Linked DNA regions of Homo sapiens: region 2 is linked to region 1. Evidence: chromatin contacts called from ENCODE Hi-C or POLR2A ChIA-PET data. All regions are on one chromosome and are shown on one strand. The core of a region is the stretch at or near the end of the contact, and the rest is flanking DNA. Distances in the headings are between cores, read along the strand shown.

Evidence for each region. Hi-C counts contacts between places; a loop is a spot of excess contacts on that map. ChIA-PET counts read pairs that join two places held with the same protein, here RNA polymerase II (POLR2A). Pooled maps may share reads with other maps.
Region 2: a map of endothelial cell of umbilical vein shows a loop between it and region 1 (4-fold over the local background). The contact joins the promoter of SLC35C1 here to the promoter of CHST1 in region 1. A Hi-C loop is called at or near these places in 1 of 168 maps with a recorded cell type or tissue (endothelial cell of umbilical vein) and 5 of 50 pooled maps. POLR2A ChIA-PET finds 5 or more read pairs at or near these places in 1 of 52 experiments (H1).

Annotation. Positions count from the first base shown.
Region 1 is chr11:45,664,117-45,667,134 of GRCh38, forward strand. It overlaps CHST1 (carbohydrate sulfotransferase 1), which reads right to left and starts at 1,506. Exons shown (of 4, transcript NM_003654.6): 1 at 1,062-1,506.
Region 2 is chr11:45,803,381-45,806,398 of GRCh38, forward strand. SLC35C1 (solute carrier family 35 member C1) reads left to right here and starts at 1,769. Exons shown (of 2, transcript NM_018389.5): 1 at 1,769-2,956. The coding sequence starts at 2,422. RefSeq lists an enhancer at 564-723 and silencers at 894-1,063, 1,794-2,023.

The DNA.
Region 1 (3,018 bases), core at 256-2,755:
GTCAAAGCAGCTTCCTCCCAGCCAGGGTGCCTGACTCCTGCGCCCAAGCCTGCCCCCAGCTCCTCCCACCCCTCCAGAAGTTGCTGGACTGAATTTCTGTCCTTGACTGGACAGCCACCTCCCCTGCCCCAGCCTCCAGCTCCCTGTCAATGGCCGGCCCAAGCCCGTCTTCAGGCACCTGGACCCTAGGAGTGGCCCTTCCTAGGGAGTCCGCTGCCGAAGAGCAGTTTTAAGTCCACCAAGAGGAAGCCGGCCCCAGAGCTGAGGAAGGCAGTCCTGTGAAAGGGCAGGCCCGGGGTGGGGGAGGGGGCACACCTGAAATCAGGCCAAGGTGCCACTCCAGGACGACCCCCGGGTCTTACCTTCCTCAGGCAGCCTGGCCTTTTAACGCCCAGCATCCCAGCTAGGGTTACTCTGGGCTGTTACCGCGAAAGCCAGCACTGGGTCCCTGGAGCCTGGGAGGGGCTGATCCCCGGGTCCTACCCAGAGAAGAGCGGGAGGGTTGTTCCGGCTTTCCGTGGTGGGCTCTGCACCATCCGGCGGCTCCGGCCCCACAGGGGCCCAGCTCATCGCAGCGGTCTGGGTGCGGAGGCCGGGCCAGGGCTGGGAGCAGGAAGCAGGGAGCGGCGCCCCCGCCTCCGGGTGCAGCTGGGTTTGGAAAGTTGGTGCGGGCGCGGGGACCTCAGGGTCTCAAGGCGCCTCCGCAGACCCGAGCCAGGCGGGTCGTGGGACGGTGAGCCCGGAGCAGCCCCTGAGTGCGCTCCGCAGCGGAGGGGAGCCAAGCGCCTCGGGGGCCACCGCGCGTCTCAAGTTTGCTGCCCTCCTCGAATGGGGGCAGGGAGGGCTGAGGTGATCGCGGCGCTCACCGGCCACCAGCCCCGGCAGCCCCTTCCTGCGCCCAACACGCCGCCGTTCCTCGCCGCCGCCACCCCTCCGCTCACCGCCGGTAGCTGCTGTCCCCGAGCGGAGGGGCGTCTCCCACCGCGCCCGCGCCCCTCCCGGCTGCTGCGGCGGAGTGTCCGCTCCCGCCCGCCCCGGAGCCCGCGGGGCCCGGCCAATACCTGGTCGGGGACGCGCCGGGAGCAGCTGCAGCGCCCAGCGCCGGCTCCATCCTCGGGTCTGGAGTCAGGGTCGCCGGGGACCCGCGGGTGGCGGCGGCGGCAGCAGCCGCGGCGGCATCCTCCGCCTCCCGCGCCCTCCTCCTCGGCCTCCCTCCTCCCTCCTCTTCCTCCGACTCCGCGCGCGCCTCACGGGCCCCTCTTCATGGCCCGGGGGCGCGAGCCCGGGGCGGCTCGAGCAGCTGAGTGCGTTCTCTCCGGCCGGACGCGGGACCCGGGGCCGGGGCTCAGGGACCCGAGAGATGCCGGGACAGGGGCCGGGACCCGGAGCGCCGCAGCCCCGGGCGCCGGAGGAGAGCAGCAGCCGCAGGCACCAGAGCCTCTCGGAGCGCCCGCCCGCGTCCCCGAGCCAAGAGCAGCGGCGGCAGCGGCGGCTACAGCTCCGAGCGAGCGGCAGGCGCTGCGGTCCCGGCTCCACCCCCGAGCCGCCCGCCCCTTCTCCTCCCCACCCCTTCGGCGCGCGCCTTCCCGCCCCCCGCGCCGCCCCAGCCGCGAGCGCCCTGGACACCCACTCCGCAGCCAGGCTCCGGAGCCCGCCCCCACCCACCCGCCGGGGGCAGCCACGCCCACCACCCGGACTTCGGGCGGCCGGCGGGCAAGGGCACCGGCTGTCTCTGGCACCTCTCCGCGTAGCCTCCCTTCCCCTTACCCCCGAGGGCGCTGCTGGCCGGGCCGCCAAAGCCTTTCGCCCCCCCAGCGCCCCTCGCCGCGGAAGTCCTGCTGGAGTCCCAGCCTGGCCCCTGGCCCAGCTGTCCTTTACCTCTTGCCCAGCCAGCGGCACAGAGGGACTTCAGAACCCAGAACTGAAGCCAACCATCTCTGTGTGCAATACCCTGACACACACCCCTAGCCTTTCCTCCTTCCCCGCCCCTCTGCTTCTCAAGTGTGGGGATGAATCATTTGTCCCCGCTGCAGTTGTCCCTCTTGGGCAGGGTCAGGGGGTGTCTTAATGGGACCTTAGAGTGGGTTTGCTGGCTGACCGTCTTCTAGGCCGCTCCTCCACACTGCCCACCTTCTTCCTACCAGACTGCCCCTGGCTTTCTAGGTGGCAATCTGGAGCCACCACTGCTTTTATGGATGAGGGATGGGGACAGAGCTGGCCAGCCGAGCACCTTGGGCCTGTATCCTCTGCACAAATATTGACTGAGCATCTTCCACAGGCCTGGCCTTCATGGGCACCAGGGACTGGTTGATGAACCTCTCAGAGTGGAGTGGAGGAGAAGCAGGGTGCATGAGCAGAGCAATATCATGTGATCAGTGGCCCCTGGGCTGGAGAGGACGGCCAGGAGTCCCAGCTCTGCCACCACATCTGACATGACTGAGGCTGCCCACCCCAGTGGCCTGTTTCCTCATCTGGAGACTAGGAAGGTGCTTTGTCTGGCTGAACCTCTGATGCTCCTCAGTTCTGACCAAATGGTTATTTCTGAAGCAGAGGAACAGTCAGCCTTCATCTCCACCTGGAATCTCTGATTCCCGACTATAGCTCTCCATCACTCCTGGACTGGGGCGCAGAGAGCAGTGGATGGCTTGAAAACTCCAGGCATTCTGGGAAAGCCTCGTCCCCGATGTATGGGCAAGCAGCTGCTGCCTCCATCCCACACAGTGAAGCACAGCAGAATGGTTAGCACAGCAGTTTCCTGGGTCAGAGGAACCTGCTGTGTGTTTGCTGGGTGACTTTGTGTGAGTGATCAGCCTCTCTGCGGCTCAGTTTCCTCATCCAGAAGACAGAGGTACTGATCCTCACCCTGTAGGGGTGTTGTGAACACTGGATGGTAATGTGTGTAGAGCATTCAGCAGTGTCTGGCAAGGGGGTGAGTACTTAATAATTGCACATTGTTGCGTTCAGGGTAGCCAGGAACAAACATTCACTCACTCGCCAAGAGGAGAACATGACAGCTGC
Region 2 (3,018 bases), core at 519-3,018, 140 kb after region 1:
CAGGCACGGTGGCTCACGCTTGTAATCCCAGCACTTTGGGAGGCCGAGGCCGGCGGATCACCTGAGGTCAGGAGTTAGAGAACAGCCTGGCCAACACGGCGAAACCCGGTCTCTACTAAAAATACAAAAAATAACCGGGCGTGGTGGTGGACGCCTGTAATTCCAGCTATTCGGGAGGCTGAGGCAGGAGAATCGCTTGAACCCGGGAGACGGAGGTTGCAGTGAGCTGAAATAGCACCACTGCACTCCAGCCTGGGCGACGGAGCGAGACTCCGTCCCAAAAAGAATAAATAAATAAAAATAAAAAATATTTTTGGTAAGTATTCTTAGTATTTTAAAACAAATCCCAGCCATGACATCATCTTACCCGTTAATTAAATGGCACTAATTAAATGGTGCTTGAAATATTACAAACATCTATGTTCGACCATACCACCTAGAGTTCTGGGCAAGAAGGTTGGGACCCACAGGTCAAGCCTAGCCCCTTAGTTTTACCATGAAGATAACTCAGGCCGTCGGAGAAAGTGGCCTGCCCAACGCAGGTGCTAGAGCGCGAACCAAGAGAAGTCGATCCTCCTGGTCTCCCCGGCTGCCTGGTGAGTGGCAGACCACAGGCTAGACTTCCCAGGCCCCGGCCCTGGAAGGGGCGGGGAACCCTCCCCCTCACTGCCAGCTGGAAGAATCCGAGCGGTCCCCGCACGCACTTCTGGAAGTGCAAGCCGGTAGCGCGGCGGGCCAGGGATACAGCCAAGTCCCGGGACGTGCCAGCTGCGGTAACTGAAGCCGGGTCCCGGGCGGGCGGGGGTACCAGGGACAGGAGTAGCCTTGGAAAGAGGAGAGGGCCTCCTCCCACGACCGTCCGGATCACCGCCTCTCCGCCGGCACCCCCGGGGCCCATGCCGCGAACAGGCCGGCGAGGCTGGCAAGGTGCCCGGGCCCGGGGCGGAAAGCAGGAAGTCGATCCCGCGGGCGCGGCCCAGGGTGCGGCGCTGCAGATGCAGCACGGGGTCGCGGGGCGGGCGCCCAGTGCACCGGAGGAGGTGAGCGCCAGGTCGCCTTCGCGGCCCGGGGACACAGGCAGGGACGCGGGAGCTGATGCGGCTGGACCGGCCGGGGAAACAGTATTTTCTGGAAGGGGTAAGAGATGCTGTCTTGAGCCTTTGGAATCTCGGATCCGGGCCGCCCAGAGGACCTCGACAGGAGCACAGGGAGGACAAACTGAAGTCCGAGAGAGGCGGCGTGGCCTCCGGCCTCGGGGAGCGCTGCCGGGGGTCTCGGGCTTGGGAGAGGGCCTGGGGGCGGTGAAAATGGGGGGAAAGGAGGGGACCACAACATTGTTATGGAAGAGTGAGCTCGGATTGGCAGAGGGACGCGGGGCTGCAACGCGAGTCTCCGGAGGTGGAGGGGTCCAGGCTGATGTAGCGCCGCCCGGGTCCTGGGTCGGGGTTCCGGGAAGTGGACCTGCGAGCCAAGCCTAGCCAAGTCGGGGGACGGAGGCTCCGGGGCGGACGGAGCTGAGGGTGGGCAGGCGAGGTTGATGGAGCCCTTCCAGGAAGCAGGGCGAGGCTCAAGCACCCAGAAAAACCTGTGGCTGCCGAGGTCCCCCGCCAGCAGCGGGCAGCGGAGCGCAGGGGCGGGGCTGGGGACTGGCGAACTCCGCCTCTCTGGGGCTGTCGCTTTAAGGGCAAGGCGGGGCGTGCGGGCCCTTTAAGGCCACGTGGGGGCGTGTCAGGAAGTGAGTCCAGGGCCCGCCTCCCGGGGAGTCGGCCTCGGATGTCCGGAGGCTCCTGGGCTGAGCCGGCGACAGAGCCCGGGAAGGCAGCGAGACGTGGGCGCCGGCCCAGCCCCCTCCCGCGTCCTTCAGCCCCAAGCCCCGAGCCCCTCTGACCCTTCCGCAGCCCTCCCTCCAGCCGCGCCCGGCCTCCGGCAGCTCCCTGTACGCCTCCCTCCCCCTGCCCGCCCCTCCCTCCCACAGCCGCCCATGACGCCCTCTCGGCACCTCTTCCCACTCTGCCACGCGTCCTTTTCCTGCACCTTCGCCCCGCGTACCTACTCCTGCCCCGCCCTGCCATTCCTCTCCCCTCCCTTCTCTCTGCGACCCCTCCCTGTTAGGCCCCAGCCTCTTCTCCCCTCACAGGTCTTCTCTGTCCTGGCCTCACCGCCTTATCCTATTCCTCTCCCTTGCCCTGTGTCTTGTCTCAGAGCCCCCTCGGGGTGGGAGTAGGTTGTGGAGCAGCACAACTGGGCTCACCCCAAAGCAGAACTTCTCAATCCATGAGGACAATGGGGAGGCCTTTAGGCCAGCCCACATGTGACAATGGAGGGCTGCGGCTTCCTTGCGGAGAGCACAAGTGAGCTCACTGCCCTGGACTCCAGGGAATCAGAGTTCTGGCCGCGGGGTGACCCAGCTCCTCTGCTACCATGAATAGGGCCCCTCTGAAGCGGTCCAGGATCCTGCACATGGCGCTGACCGGGGCCTCAGACCCCTCTGCAGAGGCAGAGGCCAACGGGGAGAAGCCCTTTCTGCTGCGGGCATTGCAGATCGCGCTGGTGGTCTCCCTCTACTGGGTCACCTCCATCTCCATGGTGTTCCTTAATAAGTACCTGCTGGACAGCCCCTCCCTGCGGCTGGACACCCCCATCTTCGTCACCTTCTACCAGTGCCTGGTGACCACGCTGCTGTGCAAAGGCCTCAGCGCTCTGGCCGCCTGCTGCCCTGGTGCCGTGGACTTCCCCAGCTTGCGCCTGGACCTCAGGGTGGCCCGCAGCGTCCTGCCCCTGTCGGTGGTCTTCATCGGCATGATCACCTTCAATAACCTCTGCCTCAAGTACGTCGGTGTGGCCTTCTACAATGTGGGCCGCTCACTCACCACCGTCTTCAACGTGCTGCTCTCCTACCTGCTGCTCAAGCAGACCACCTCCTTCTATGCCCTGCTCACCTGCGGTATCATCATCGGTGAGTGGCAGCTGGGGCCACGGGGGATAGAGTGGTCATGGGGACTGAAGCAGTGAAGAACA